2 separate regions of the Mus musculus genome follow, and region 2 is linked to region 1. A link is a loop called in an ENCODE intact Hi-C map of the cell type or tissue named here. Cell type or tissue: left cerebral cortex. All regions are shown on one strand. Links, peaks and the distances in the headings refer to the core of each region. The heading gives the core; the rest is flanking DNA.

Evidence for each region. Hi-C counts contacts between places; a loop is a spot of excess contacts. Peaks named below come from ENCODE experiments on the same cell type or tissue, not always from the same donor. Only the 100,000 strongest peaks of a DNase experiment are listed, where the experiment ranks them.
Region 2: it touches region 1 in a loop (3-fold over the local background); 4 of 42 quality-filtered maps call a loop at or near these places.

The regions. Positions count from the first base shown.
Region 1 is chr14:68,692,245-68,700,580 of GRCm38, reverse strand. No RefSeq gene overlaps it. Among named protein-coding and RNA genes, the nearest start is that of Adam28, 41 kb to the right of the region's middle. In left cerebral cortex, for the core only: a CTCF peak has its summit at 4,649 (motif pointing left); DNase peaks (open chromatin) are centred at 2,106, 4,628 and 6,902.
Region 2 is chr14:67,989,404-67,997,739 of GRCm38, reverse strand. No RefSeq gene overlaps it. Among named protein-coding and RNA genes, the nearest start is that of Gm41189, 42 kb to the left of the region's middle. In left cerebral cortex, for the core only: a CTCF peak has its summit at 4,429 (motif pointing left); DNase peaks (open chromatin) are centred at 3,985 and 4,371; H3K4me3 peaks cover 348 bases; H3K27ac peaks cover 1,207 bases.

The DNA of each region.
Region 1 (8,336 bases), core at 200-8,199:
GTGTGTTAAAAATTAAGAAAAATCCACACAGAAGCCATGCATGATGGTCTGTGCCTGTAATCTCATATATGAAAAGTTTAACTTGGAAGAACAGGACTGCTATGAATGGGAGACCCTGACAACTGAAGACAGAAGTGTTGCTGTGTGGGCATCTCCTTACCATCCAAACATGAGTGAAATCAACAGCTCCCAGGTGTTAGTGCTGGACAACCAATCGGCAGCAAGATAAAGCTGTTCATACACAATCAGTAACAGATCCAAATCTCTCATCTAAGACTCTCCCTTTTCAAGCATTTTGAATTGTGTATTTGAATGTGTGTCTGTGTTGGTGTATGTGCATATGAGTGCAGTTGCCCATAGAGGCCAGAGGAGGGCAGAAGAGGCTCTGGAACTGGAGTTACCAGGTTGTTGGGCATCCTCTCCCACTGGACCTTGTTCCTGGGAACCAAACTGGAGTCTTCTGCAAAAGCAGCAGTAGCTTTAACCTGACCACTGGGCCACATGTCCCGCCTACAAGTCTCTTTAAATAACCTTTATTCATCTTATTTATATTCTATACAGACTTCGTTTTTGAAAATGCTTTTTTTTTGAGATAAGATTTTCACTGCTTGGCTGCCCTGGAACTTGCTAAGTAGACCAGAATAGCCTTAAACTCATAGCAAACCTCTGTATGTTGACCATTATGAAAAGTTTTGTACCTGTTATTGATTGTGTATGAACAACTTTAGCTTGCTGCCGATTGGTTGTCCAGCATTAATACTTGTGAGTTATTGACTTAAGTCATGTTTGGATGGTAATGAGATACCTAGACAGCAACACTTCTGTCTTCAGTTTCCAGGGTCTCCCATTCATAGCAGTGCTGTTCCTCCAAGTTAAACTTTTCATATACATCTGTGAGGAGAAAGGAGAGACACAAAATGTGTGGGGAGGGAGGGAGGGACTGAGGGAGGGAAGGAGGGAGGGAGAGAGGGAGGGAAGGAGGAAGCAATTGTTGTTACTACCAGTTTAAGTTGGAGTCAGTCTTTATCTTTTCTAGGAAATCAGACCAGATGTCTAAGGTAAGTACCCAGATAAATAAAATAAAATCCAATCAAACATTGGTATTTCTGAAATTCAGTGAACATGGGGGAGGAGAGAAGTTAGCTCATAAAGAACAGCACACAGTTCCTGTTTTAGGACATGGAGTCTCTTACTTATGCATTTTTACAAAGCAAATCTCAGTTCACCTAGGACTCAGATGGTCTACCACTTTTGGACAATCCCTCTTTAGAATATGAAGAGCCTGTGAACTCTTTAGAAACTATATTAAAGTTACCTTCTAAACTTAAAGAAGAGCAGGAATTTGGTGAAATCAGATGGTGAGTCTATTAGTGTCTTAGTCCGGGTTTCTATTCCTGTACAAACATCACGACCAAGAAGCAAGTTAGGGAGGAAAGGGTTTATTCAGCTTATACTTCCACATTGCTGTTCATCACCAAGGGAGTCAGGACTGAAACTCAAGCAGTTCAGGAAGCAGGAGCTGATGCAGAGGCCATGGAGGGATGTTCTTTACTGGCTTGCTTCCCCTGGCTTGCTCAGCCTGCTCTCTTATAGAATCCAAGACTACCAGCCCAGAGATGGTCCCACTCACAAGGGGCCTTTCCCCCTTGATCACTAATTGAGAAAATGCCTTACAGCTGAATCTCATGGATGCACTTCCCTAACTGAAGCTCCTTTCTCTGTGATAACTCCAGCCTGTGTCAAGTTGACACAAAACTAGCCAGTACACTTAGGGTTAAGTGTATAAAGAGGAAGCCACTTTCCAACATCCCAGTTGTAAAGTGGAAGAAACATAGCACAAAGAAAAAGAAGAGGGGGAGGAAGAGGAGGAAGAAGAGGAGGAGGAAGAGGAGGAGACTGCAGACTTTATTAACAGGTGTGATGGCTAATATTGTCGACAGGAAAGAGTCTAGAATCTAGGGATTGTGAACTGTTGATTGAAGTCATGTTTGGGTGGTAATGAGATGTCCACACAGTGGCACTTCTGTCTTCTGACTCTGAGTTGATTGTGAGGGAGTGTGCTGTAGAGTGTGAACCACGAGTCTCTATAACATAATGCCATCTGTCAGGTGAGAACTGGTAATTGCCCAGCCTGGCGCACAGCACATGGTCCAAGCCATAAGACTCAGCAGATACATGATGACTTGGGAATACGCTTGTACCATAAATGAAAAGGAATTTGAATGAAGTTGAATATAGAAAAGTATTCTCAATTATATATAAAGAGAAAGGGGGTATAGGTATATTTATCCACAGAGATATTGATTTCCAAAGAAGGGAAAAAGAAATGGGAATTAATAGAGGTGTTTTATTTTTTAATTTAATTATATTTGTAATTCATTTTTTACAATCCATATTCCATTCCCCGCCCCTCCCCACCTGCCCTCCGACTGCTCCACATCCCATACCTCCTCCCCACTCCACCCCATCTCCATGTGGATGCCCCCACCCTCCACCTCACCTGACCCCTAAACTCCCTGGGGCCTCCAGTCTTTTGAGGGTTAGGTGCTCTTGCGCGCACTCAACTGGCCAGGAAGAACGACGCTGCAACAGGATCCTTCTGCACACGTTTATTCAGTCCTGTTTCTTCTTTCTCTATATCTCCCTTGTTTATATCTCCCTTGTTTATATCTCCCCCGAACCCTGGGCCTCTCACTCTTTTATACTCTCAGTTCCCATCCACGCACAGCAGGCCACGCCACCTCACCAGGCATGCAGCTTCAGCTAATCAGAGCAGCAGGGGCATATCTCCATCAAAATGGATTCACCAGTATCCTGGTACACCTGCGCAGCTCTCAAGATGTTTGTGGCTTATATGAGGAAGTTAGGTGCAAGTCATACGACTTAGCTGCAGTCCCTGGCGCCTTTGGGACTGCTGCCACACCCGCTCCTCACAAGGTGCTTCATCTCTGAATGAACATAGACCTGGAAGTCCTCTACTGTATGTGTGTTTGGGGCCTCATTTCAGCTGGTGTATGCTGTCTGGTGGTCCAGTGTTTGAAAGATCTCAGGGGTCCAGATTAATTGAGACTGCTGGTCCTCCTACAGAATCTCCCTTCTCCTCAGCTTCTTTCAGCCTTCCCTAATTCAACCACAGGGGTCAGCTGCTTCTGTCCATTGGTTGGGTGCAAATAACTGCATCTGACTCTTTCAGCTGCTTGTTGGGTCTTTCAGAGGGCAGACATGCTAGGTCCCTTTTTGTGAGCACTCCATAGCCTCAGTAACAGTGTCAGGCCTTGGGACCTCCCCTTGAGCTGGATCCCACTTTGGGCCTGTCACTGGACCTTAATTTCCTCAGGCTACTCCAAAGAAATTCCAAAGAAATGGGAATTGATATAAGTATTTTCAAGGATACATAGATAAATGAATAATTCTAGGCTTTTGATCTCAATACTTGGGAGACAACGGCAGGAACAGATAGGTTTCTTGTGAGTTCAAGGCCAACCTGAATCCCAAGTTGGGGCCTGTTGGGGCCCAAAGACATTTCAGCCATTGCCTCTGACAGGGGTTTCTAGATTAGGTTGAGGTGGGACGACCCTCTTTAAATGTGGGCATCCTCTGTCCACTAGCTGGGGACCCAGATTGAGTAAGAAGAGAAAGTGAGCTGAGTACTAACTTAAACTTTTCTGCTTCCCGATTGTGGTCATCCACCTGCCTCTGCCTGCTGCCCCGCACCTGTGAGCCAAAACCGATCCTTGCTTCCTAACTGTTGGTAGCTGTTTCATATTATAGGAGCACACGGCTAGCACAGAAAATGATCCCCTAAGTGGGGAGGCATCTTAATCATGTATCACACATCACTCCTTGCAAAGGCTCACACTGGATGCACTCACTAGGCACAATGCCCCCTGTGACTCAGGCACTGATCTATCTGTTCATTCATCGATTTGGGGTTGCCTGTCACAATGTTTCTCTACTAAACTATTCTGGCACATAGCATTTTCCTTGTGTGATAAAGATTTATTTAGCTTTCAAAATGCAAGTTCAATTTTTGTTAATTTTATTTTGGGTGGATGGGGCTCAGTTTAGAAGGGAATTCCTTAAAAAATAAAAATTAGTTCAAAAATTACAAGCATTATTATATTTTTAAAAATGTTCTTCATTGGAAAGTGATATGTTCAGCATGACAACTTATAGGCAGACACACAATTTATACAGTTCTATTTTAGTTTTCTCTTGGCTCTGAGTCATGGGATTCCTTCCCCCCATTGGTTGAATCTTTCAACTTAACTCATTTCAGTTCAGGACTCTTGACCTCTCAGCTTATTGTCTCTAAGGAAATGACCAGGAAGGATCGCGCATCAGCGTTTCTGAGTAAGAATAATGAATGGGCATTTGGAATGAGTAAGAGTTAGTCTTCCACTCTGTCCCACCTAGGCCACGTGTTTGCCTTGTGCTTCATTTCCCACAACTGGAAGCTCCCAGCTGAATAATCAAATCCAAACACGCTGAGCTAATTGAAGAAAGGTGCTATGTAAACACTAGGTACTGTTATTATGGTCATTTTCCCAGACCTTGGGCTTCCCACCCACTTCCTCTAAAATGACAAGGGCAACCACAGCATCTTCCTTGTTGGTACGGATTGAGAGCAGTACCTTTACTGCCCCCTAGTGGTTTCCTCTCTGTAATCAACAGAGTGCAGGAGCCTGACAAATTATTCTAAAACATGCTAGTTTTGAAGAGGGAACGATACACAAAAGTTTTCTAAATCACTTTTAGATCTCAGGCTTCTATCTCCTCCCACCTCCACCTCCAGGGCACTGGAGGAACCCAGGAGCACGCCGTCACACCAGTTTAATCTCAATGGTGATTGAACCCAGTGCTTCAAAGGTGACGGTCCTTAGCCCTTGATTAATATTTCTATTTTTTAAGGACTAGTTTTTAATTTTACTTATGTGTATGTGTCTGAGTCCGGGTCTGGGGTATGTGCACATGAGTGTAGATGCCAGATAAGGTCAGAAGACGTCAATCCCGGGAGGGGGAGATACAGCCAGTTGTGAACCCTGGACATGAGTTCTCAAAACTTGGTTCTCCACAAAAGCTACAAGCACTTTTAACCCGAGCTATATCTTCAGTCCTTTAGAATAATAGTTTTCAATAAGATATTTATTCTGTGAGAATGCTGATGAATTTTCAAATTTAAACAGATCGCCAGCCTCTGAGCAGTGAAGGCATAGGTTTTTTTCTTCCCTTTTATTTTCTTGGTAATCCAAGCATTCATATCCTTAGCGCACATGTTTCCATCCTTACATAAGAGTCTATGTTATGGACAATTTTAGGGGTTATGGCTGCTTATCAGAGGAATGATTTCTGGAGTTTTATCTTATCTCTAATCTACCAGGATCCAGTTGGATGAGGCCTAAGCTCTTAACAAAAGAAGCTATTGGTTCTTACTGACCCAAAGATCATTAATTCTTAAAAGGAAAACATTGAAATGAATGGCTGTTAAAGCTATTCATTGATCCACCAGGCTTTCTCTGTCTGTTCCTCTGTCTCTGTCTCCCTCTCTGTCTCTCCCTCTCCCTCTCTCTGTCTCTCTCTGGCAAAGGACAATGGAACCATAGTGGCTTGGGTCTCCAGAAGCTGACTGTTGGTTTGTACTGGTTTCTCCCAAAGGTCCTGATACCTCTTTGGAGATCACTAAAGCATCATGGAAAGCAGGAACTGGCCTGGTTATCACTGGTTTTTATTTGTTTTGTTTTATTCTGTTTTTACTTAAGACTCAATTAAAATGCTTCATATAAATTTGCCCACCATTACTTCAATCTGATTTTTTTTTCTATTATTCTTTAGTAAATTGATTTCACAGACAATGAAGCACAAGAACAAACTCTCAAAGCCCCCCTCCTTGCTCACTCTTTTGATACTGTGTGAGTGTATAGACACCTGTGCCAACAATCAGTGTGATGCCAGATGTCGGCAGAGCAAACCAAGGAGTTGAAACAAAGCCATGAAGTCCATCCCAACATACACAACATACTAACACAGCACACTAGATGATCCTGAAGGACACCCAAGTGCTGAGATCCAGCTGTTTGGGATTCTACAGTTGTGCAGAGGGCAGAGAATGGCAGACTTTACCTGAGACAGAGAAAGGACAATGTGGCAAGACCCTTGAAGGCTTTGACTGGACAGTAAGGCCCAAAGGTTGGTAAAGCCATTTAATAAAGGCAGAACAGGGAAGGGCCTGGCGGTGTGGGGTTATGTGTGCAGAGGCGTTGGAACTATGAACTCTCCTGGTGAGTCAAAGAAAGAGTATGCAGACACGGACTAGCTTGTGCTCAAACTCATTCATCTCATCCCTTAGATGATGATCCAAGAAAAAAACATGGCCACTCATTTTTAACAGGGGAAAAAAATGGGAGATTATATTTGTTATCATTTAAGTTTTAATCTATGAGCATATAGTATTTGGAAGATAGTTCTGTTTTAACCATAGCTATAGAGTTGGAAGAGCTTATATAATATATTCAAATGTGGGTGAGTTTATTTTGTGAGTACTCTCTCCCTTCCAGGTACACATGACTAAGGCACTGGGCACTCTCAGTCAGCTCAGCATTACCCTGGATAGATAGTGTCAGTTACCAGGTACCAACCACCCAAGAAGTGAAATCCAACCTTTCAAGAGTAAGATGTAAAGGCAACTTTAAAAGAAGTCCATTCCCCTGTTCCCATCCATGTGCCATCTTCAGGGACAAAGCCCATCTAGGCATATAAGAAGCAAATGGAAGCAAATTCATCCATGTGACAGAACCATAGCTCTATTGTACTTAGCGAGGGAACGCTAAAAAGCCCTTTCCCAGATGACTAGTCAATTTAACTGGCTTGCTCAGCTTGGGTTGCCATGGTTACAGTTTTTCTTCCATGCCCTGGCTCACTCACAGGCCTCTGGCTCTGGATGGGAGTGGACTGAGAACAGGAAACACTGCTCTGCCCACCCTGTTTCCTTCCAGCTCAGCACTAGGAAGTGCTGAGGACATGAAGGTGTTCACGCAAGTCAGCTCCGGACTTTCGCTGACATCCGCTCAGTTAGTTCCTGACTTGCTTCGGGAAAGCACTGTGCTCCCAACTGAGGAACAAATCGGCAGTAGGAGGTGCTCACATGTGTCCCTGTGGTTAGGCCACTGCTAAGAGTCTCACCTAGAGTCACCCTCATAGACTCCCAGAGCCTCCCCCATCCAAGGTCTTTGGTGCATCCTAGAAATGCTCCCTACCCACCATCCCCCATTTCTGTTCACTCTCCTGTCCTACCTGCATCTTATCCCCTTCCCCATCCATTCCTCTTTACATCCCCTCTCCCATTCAGTTATCTCCCTACATCCACTTCAGATGACAACTTTATTTCACCTTCTGAGTGAGATTCACACTCTCCCTTGGACCCTTCTTAACTATGTACTGGGATTCCTTGGAGACCACTGTGAACTCAACTTTGACGAGTATGCCAATCAGTCACGTTTCACATGGAGGTCTGTGGGTGGGAGAAACAGCTACGACTGTGACTGCACAGGTAGTGGATTTATAAGGACATGCTGAGACTTTGTTAGTCAAAGCCTTGTCACAATGACACAACATGTGAAGACGCTATTGACAGCTATATTCATCACTTCTGGCCTGGATATACAGGTGCCCTGTGTGAGATGGGCATAAATGAATATGCTAGCAACCTCTGCCAATCTGGGGGGAGGGATGTTCCAAGCTGTTCTCAGAGGATTAATAGGGACGAATTACAGGTCTGTCTTCCTCCTTCAACTACCTTGGAGCCTCAAGCTATGTTTGTATCTGTCATCCCAGACTCACAGACAGGAGTCTAGCATAACTGTCCTTTGAGAGGCTCCACCCTGTAGCTATAGAAACAGATGCAAGACCCACAGGTGAATATTAAATGGAGCTTTGGAAGTCTGTGGAAGAGTTGGGGGGAGAATCGACCCAGAATGGAAAGGAACTCTACAAGAAGACTATTATAGTCAACTAACCTATAGTCTTGGGAGTTCCCAAAGACTGAACCACCAAACAATCAACATTCAAGGGCTGGATCTAGGTTCCCTGCACATACGTAGCAGATGTGCAGTTTGGTTTTCATGTAGGTTCCGCAACAACTGGAGCAGGACTTACCTTGACTCTGTGGATCCTATTCCCCTAACTGGGCTTCCTTGTCTGGCCTCAGTGGGAGAGGATGTGCCTAGGGCTGCAGTGACTTGAGGCACCCAGGTGAGTTAGTTACCAGTAGGAACCTCCCTCTTCTCAGAGGTGAGAGGAGTGGCCATGTGAGGGGAGAAGCCATGTGAGAGGGGACTTGG
Region 2 (8,336 bases), core at 36-8,035, 700 kb after region 1:
GGGGCTAAGCACATGGCTTCAGCTGCATATGTAGCAAAGGATGGCATCGTTATGCATCAATGGAAGGAGAGGTCCTATGAAGGCTCAATAGACGCCCCAGTGTAGGGGAATCGAGGGCGGGAAGGCAGGAGTGGGTGGGTGAGTGGGTGGAGGACACCCTCATAGAAACAGGGTGAGGGAGGATGTAATAGGGTGTTTCCCAGTGGGTAGCAAACTGGGAAAGGGAATAACATTTGAAATGTAAATAAAGAAAGTATCCAATAAAAAAGAAAAAGAAAGCGAACTATGCTTCCATTGGCAATGTCTGCAATGTCCGAGTCAGCAGAGGACTTGGCATGGAGTAAGCGCTGAGAGTTTGTGTGAACCAATGCATGCACAAGAATGAGCAAGTGCACAAATGAATGGAGATAAAATTGAAATATAAAAAAAAAATGGATAAAGTCATGGTAGATAACCCAGCCCTGCATGCTGACATCTGAATATATAAGGTATGTATGTACTTTGAGCCCTCCCTTGGGACTTTGAACTTGCCTGACATAAAGGCTCACATTCCTGGAAACAGGCAAAGTGCTGACTTTATCTTTCTATATTTTTTTTAAATCCCCTTCTTGGCCTCTCACGGTACCGTCATTTCTCCCGGCCTTCGCTTTCTTCTACCTCAAAGTCTGCTTCTGTGTGTGGAGTCAGACTGGCTCTCATTTCGGTAGACTCTGGTCTGTTGCCAGACTGCTGGGTTCACATCCAAGTATAGTACATATTAGCTCAATGACCTTGAACAACTGCTTTGACTTTCCGATCATATTTACCTCACCTGCAAAATGGAGTTGATACTAGTTCCTCCTGAAGAGCTGATCAGTTACTGTGATGAGGCAAAGCCATCCTCTACACAGGCCCTCACACCCAGACTGTGGGACACAAGTGCTGACTGCTACTGTAGATCTACAAGGCTGGCACCTCACATCTCTGCCGGGCCTGCCCATAGGGCTGTGGACAAGGGTAGATCACCAAAGGGCTGTTGATGTTCCTAGCTATATTTGGATTTTCCATCAGCACATAGCCTTAACCAGAGAGAGGGCCTAAAGTCTGGGTTACTATGAGCTGCACCCTCTTAAGCCTGCTACAAGAAGTTAAACACACTGCTCCGCAGAAGGCTGTAGCAGGTAGCCCTGCAGTCTTTCCTGCTCCCTGCCACACCTTTAAAGCTATCCATAAACCCTGGTCCTGGAAGCATTCCTCCCTTCCTCTCTTGGCAAGAATGTTTTATGCCAGGCCTTTTTCACCTGTTCCACTTTGCCTGTGCCCTTTCCTCTGCCTGCATTATTCAACACCTGCCTTTCCTGTGTGTTCTGTGTCTATGAAAGAATCTGTTTGATTGCCTTAAGGGCAGGCTGTAAATTAATAAATAAACCGGAGGGCCTAAAATCCAGGCTTCTATATGTATTTTTGCTTTCTGTGTTTCAGTCTGTGATCATGGCAGTCTGAATATATCAAATGGAAAATTCCAGAAGTAACCTACTCCTTAAGTTTTCAATTGCACAACATTCTGAATATCGCAGGGGAATCTCAAGACATACTGCCCTAACCTGCCCAGGACATAAATCATCATCCTGTTCCAGGGTATATGCACTGTATATTCTACCCTCCTGATGGGCTAGTACACACGAGTTATCCAACTGTCACAGTACCTCAGTGCTTATGATAAAATTAACTCTATCTTACCTAATAGTTTCCTCAACACACAAGAAAAAAAGTGAATATGCCAAGAGAAGACTCTTGAGTGAAAAGATGAAAGTTCATCCAGGTAGTGGTGGCACACCCCTTTAATCCCAGCACTCGGGAGGCAGAGGCAGGCAGATCTCTATGAGTTCAAGGACAGCCTGATCTACAGAGTGAGTTCCAGGACAAGCCAAAGCTACACAAAGAAGCCCTGTCTCAGAAAACAAAGCAAACAAACAAAAAAAGATGACAGTTCATTACGGCTGTGTACTGGGAAAGGAGCAGATTCAGGGCTCGGGACTATCTACGCCCCACCCCTTGCTGCAGAGCTAGTGACAGTTGGTAGGTGCTGAGGGAGGGGGATATCATTCTTCCCTGAGGGTGTGGCCACTGTGGGTTCCCAGGCACATATGCACAACACCAATCAGAATTAGTGGGTTATGACACACCAAGAGAAAAGAAGACGGGAAGATGGGAGAGGCAGTGTTGGGGGTGGGGGGATATAGAGAGTTGAAGGGGAGACGTAGAGGGGTGTGTATGATCATGTTTCCTTGTATATGAATATGAGATTCTCAATAAAAAAGTAAAACAGAGAGCCTTTTTGATGATTGTGTTCTATTGTCTTATATAAATATGCTACCAGTGATCTATCCCCCTACTGAGGAAGAAAACACTGGACCTCTGCATCCTTTAAATACCACATGGAGAAAAAAGAGTTCTGTTGGTCCCTGTGTTTCTTCTCTGTGACCAGGTCTGTCCAATGGTCTAGCTTAGGTACAGGTGAGATGAATGTGGGAATTATAAAAGGAACTTCCTGCCAAGCAACTTGGCAATGAATGGCGAGACCCTGCTCCCTTTTCTGGGCCCTGTGGTCACTAACTCAGGAAGAATAACTCTTTCTAGGGGTCCCCACACAAGTTAAAATGGGCTTGGCTACATAGGTGAGAATATAAGAAGAATTTTACCCTGGAAATAAGGCTGAGTTTTCAGCAGCCAGGATAGTGTAACAATGCTGTTAAGAAATATAATCTAAAAATCTCTCCCTCCCCCTCCTCAGACTACAGCCCTGGAGCTTGGACTGACTAGTGGAGCCCCAAAGGAAGCTGGCTCTTCAACCATTAGTAGCATCCTGGGTGTGGCCAGTAAAACAGATAAGTCAGCGCTGTGACTTTAACAGGGCTGAACTGGCTGGCCTGCTGCAGGCTTGACTGCAGCGAGCTCTGCAGTGCAGCACCTGGCTGAGCCAAGGCTGTCCCAGCACCTCCCCTGAACCCAGGGCTCTCAAGCCGCCCCCAGCCTGCAAGCAGCAGGACCTTGGTGAGCTTTGATTAGGCCAAGAGCTCCTGGTGGCCTTAGATTAATACCTGGGGGAGAAAAGACGCAAATTCTGCTTTCTTTAAACGAGGCACTGTTTCAATAATTCATCAGAGGCAAAGTGGTTAATGGGAAACAAGTAATTCCTAAAGCTTGGGTCAAAGAGCTTTCAGACACAGCGTAGCATATCTGCAGAATATTCAAGAAAGCCCTTGAGCCTGGGGGATATCTCTATTGGTGAAGTGCTGCTTATCCCGGGATCATATATCACAGGACCTGAATTTGAATGCCTAGAACCCACATTTAAAAGCTAGGAATGCTAGCAGACACCTGTAATCCTAGCACTAGAGACACACAGAAGACATGAGAGTCCTTGGGCTTGCTGGCTAGCCAATCAAGCCCAATCTGGGAGCTTCAGGGTCTCTTTGAGAAAGCCTGTCTTTAAAAAGCAAAGTAGGAGAGAACAAAGGAAGATGCGTAATGTCAACCTCTGTCCTATAAACACACACACACACACACACACACACACACACACGTCCTGAATCCATATGGCTTTGCTTTCTTATTTTCACACTAACTGGGAATGTTTTCTGCTATGATCGTGATGTCTTGCCAAGATTTACTTAACCTTGTGTGGCAAAATCTCTACAAGTAGAAGCAACGCGAATCATCTGAGAGATAGGAGACAAGCGCCTTCTGAGGCAGGTTTCTCTGCTCTGTCACTGCTGGCTGAAATGTTCATGCAAGCTGGGTGCCTAGAGAGTGTCCGTCCATCAGCTGTACCCCCACTTCCCTCTTCTCCCTCTACGCGTTCTTTATATAAGATCTCCTCGCGGTTACATAAAGATATATGGAACACAGAGCCAATTAAGTGTCTTTCCACGCCTCTTTCATCTTCCCACACCTTCCAGCTCTCCTAACAGAGATGAGAAACCCAATTAGGCCGATTAAAATAGCAGGGCTCTGTGATAGCCCCGTGTAGGCGCTGCTGCAGAGTACTGTATCTTACAACCTGCAAGAAAAGGCCCAAAATGGAAACAACGATATTAATATGCCCCCATTCCTGTTGGATCATCATTTAGCTTGTCAAACTAACTCATCACGGCAGAGCCGAATGTTCTAGCCCCTTCTGGGATGCTCGGGCTTGTGTCTCCCTCCCCCTTGTCCTGTTAAGAAGGAAGCGAAGCATCAGGCAGAAAATAAAAGGGTGAGAATCTCAGAGTTTGGCTTTATTTGAGCATTTGATCGTAGGCTAATTCTTACTATAGCCAATGACAGTGCCCACAGAATGAGAGCCGAAAAATTACCCATGTCCGTGGGTAATGCGTGGGATTAGAGCAAATGGCCTAAATAGCTTTCCAGTTCATATGTTTGGAGGGTTCTGCCACCTTGTGGTCAAATGGCGCCACTGCAAGATGCTGAGGTCTCTCTAAGTCTGCATATTCAGGAAGAAAGTCTTCATATTCAAAAATGTATGTAATACCTACCTCCGCAGAGGTACCTGCTCCGGTGGGGTAAGGTATATTTAGGGTGCTTTTCCAAGTTTGATGTGGAAACACTTTTGACTCTGTCATCAGGAAGTTTTTATTGGGGTTTTATTGAGAAGTACAACCCTTAAAGGTTGTACACGTTATATAGAGACAGAGATGACATCTGCAGTAGTTTGAATAGGGACGGCCACCATAGACTCATGTGTTTGAATGATTGTCCCATAGGAAGTGGAACTATTAGGAGATATAGGTATGGACTTGTTAGAGTAGGTGTGGCCTTGTTAGAGGAAGTGTGTCACTAGAAGGGCGAGCTTTGAGTTCTCCTATGCTCAAGCTATGCCTAGTGTGGCAATCTCCTATTGCTGTCTGTGGATCAAGATATAGGACTCTTGGTTCCTTCAATACCAATATCTACCATGACTAAAATGGACTAAACCTCTGAAACTGTAAGCCAGCCCCAGTTAAATGTTTTCCTTCATAAGAGCTGTGATCATGGTGTCTCTTCACTTAGACAACATCTTAGGTCCTCCTAAACTAGACTGACAGAAAAAAAATGTTGGTGGATTTAGGCAGGCTTTTCCCTTACATTACACCTTGAGATGAATGTTCAAAATAAAGAAGAAAAGACACCAGCTAAGTGACATCCTAGACACACAGGTTTTACAGCTTGCTGAAACAGCTGTCTATTGTGACTTCGAGGTAACTGAGACCATCACACACCTGATGATACATAATTTTCCAGGATCGACAATGGTTATTAAGATATATATGACAAACTCCACATGGATAGAAAGTCAGTTAACTGCTATGCACATAATAAGCACCTACAGTAAGGCTCCTCCAGGTAGCTAACTGTCACCTTAGAAGATGAGACTGGATTCTGTCTTGTGTCTCAGGAACCAATGATCTGGTCACGTGACTTCTGGTCCCCTCCACCCACGTGCCTTACTTTAGATTTCTGGTGTGGATGAAGTCTGAGAGGGACGGGAGGGACTGACACCTGAGTCTTCTGTGTTCTTGACTCTCTGAGGATCATTTCAGCTAAACATTCGCCCTCTGTAACCCCCCCCCACCCCGTTCTCTGATAAGAGACTGTGTTGCCTTTGCCTTACAATGCAAAGGCAGGTTCTCAAAGAGCTAAGGAGGTCTGGAGTTAACAGAGCGAGGGAGATGGTGAGTGCAGCTAGGGTGAGAGTGTGGATGGAATAGAAACAGCTATGTGGTGATTGACAGCCTCAGGTGATAATACTTATGCAACGTAAGAAGTTCCCTAGCATCTATATGCACCATGAGTTGGAGAGATGGCTAAGCCATTGAGAGCACTGGCTACTCTTCTTGAGGACCGGGGTTCCACTCCCAGCTTCCGCAGGACAGCTCACAACTACCTGGAACTCCAGTTACGGGAGATCTAGCATCCTCTTTGGGCTTCTGTGGGCACAAATGGTGAACAGGCATACATGGAAGCAAAACACCCTTACACACAAAAGATTAAAAATAAAAAAAATTGAAATTAATAAAACAATATGCAACTCATCCCCCCCCCCCCCAGGTGCACATAACAATACTTTCCCATGCCAGTGGTCAGCCAGGGTCACTCCATCTAGTAACCTTCCTCCATGAGCTTGTCTTTCCAGATTCTTGCTCTCCTCACCCCCAAAAACGATTTTACATACTGGCTCCAGACTAATGGATTCCCTCTCTTTCCTCTGGCCATCCAGAAATGAGTGGATGAGCCTGAGGCACTGGGACTGCAAACATATGCTATAGAACCTGTCAGTCTCAGAGGGCATAGAGCCTCCCCCACTTCTTCTGATACCCCAAAGAAGGAAATCCCACTCTGCCATGTGTACCTGAACCTCCTCAGACGTTCAAACACTGCTGCTGTCTGTCCATCTTTGTTGTTACGGACTCTTTCAATAAACCTCTTACCTAAAAAGACAATCCAGGGCTGGAGAGATGGTTAAGAGTACTGCCTGCTCTTCCAGAGGTCCTGAGTTCAAATCCCAGCAACCACATGGTGGCTCACAACCATCTGTAATGAGATCTGACGCCCTCTTCTGGTGTGGCTGAAGACCAGTGTACTTATGTATAATAAAATAAATAAACCTTTAAAAAAAAAAACAGATAACTCAACTCTTCACCCTTCACCCCACGACCTTCACCCTTCACCAACCACTTACACTTGGTTTTACCAGGAAAGGGTGGCAATTCCAGTATGTCAGTTAATGGCTTGCTAAGCTCCTGGTTTGAGGTGACTCTAAAGCTCATTTGGGGGATAATGAACTCATTAAATATGTGGGCGGGGACTTTGGTTTTACTAGTCCTTGGAGACTCTGACAACCCAGGATGGTCACAGCGAGTAGGAGTACAATGTTTTGAATACACTGAGACTTAACAAAAGGTAAGTGTGGTCGGTGGGCAGCTGAGCCACTCAGCTGTCCCCACTCAGATACCATATTCACAAACAGTATACTCTACCCTGGAAACAATGGACTCTCAACCCAGGAGCAAGATGGGAGACCTGAGCTAGAAAAGGTTAAACTTGGAGCATGCTCCCTCCCACTTCCTCCCAACCATATCCCCACCCCCCACCCCATCCCCACCCTGCCCTAAAGTACTCTGCCCTTTGGTTTGTTGTCTTCAGGCAGGTGGCAGGAAAGACTGGCTTCTGTGGCTATTTCAAGGTCATCTTACAATACAGTTCAAGTCAATGACAATTGAAATCGATTTGCCCCAGGACAGGATGACACCCTGTAGGACGTGAGTCAGGTTATCTGAAGGTTTCTACAGCTAAGGACTGGCACTCTCCTGCTGACAGAAGTGCTTGCCAATTCTGCAGTGGAGACAGCAGAGCATTGCCCCGCCCTCACTCCCAGGCTTGGGGAAAGGAAAGAGGCAGAGACTTTGAGCACAGGTAACCAAAGAGAATGGGAACAGACTCCAAGACAACATGGCGGGTGGGGCCGGCACATACCTCAGGGTAGCTGGACCTGTCACCTCGAAATCAGGCTAAGATGAAGGGATGCTTACGGTTATTGCCTAACCCCTAATATCTCTCTGTCTCCGTCTCTGTCTTTCTCCCTTTCTGGCAGTCTAGTGGCACCCATCACTCCACCTAAAGATGATGGTCTCAGTTCTATAAAATAGCAGTAAGCCAATCCATTGAAATCACTCTTAAGAATCATTGGTTTGGAACATAATCATGATCTCATTATTTTACAAATTATAAAACCATGTTTCAAATTACCTTTTAAAAAAAAAAATGTGCCTGAAACGCGCCTTTGCGAGAATCCCTCTGGAGCTCTTTCTCAAGGAGAGGGCTTAGCACAGCCTGGGGTCCATTAACCGTGTGCTTCTCTTTAATGAGTTTCATGCTGATAGAGAAAACCACATGTAACAAAATACCTCGGTTTCTCAAGGCTCATCATTCATCCTTTACCAGTGGGGAAGATGAAATCCCATCCACCACTGAACCATGCACGTGAACATTCAACATACTCCAGCCATTGAGGGGTGTGACTGGTTGCCTTGGTAACATGGTGAAATTTTTCACCTGGGGCTTTCTGAGATCGTGGGCTTCATCCTGAGCCCACCTGTAAGATGTCCTGAGTTTATTCTATGCTCAGTGTTGGGATATACCACTCCAATAGAGGGCAGTTCACTTGTGGATTCTCTGCTCCTGTCTCACTCTGACAGATGGTATACTGTGGGGTTCACCAAGAAGCACATAGATCTGATTGATACTTTTGAAGGCATCTAGCCGTTCAGCGGTTAGAGCAGGGTGCATGTGGAGGCAATGCTTTCTACCAAAAGGTT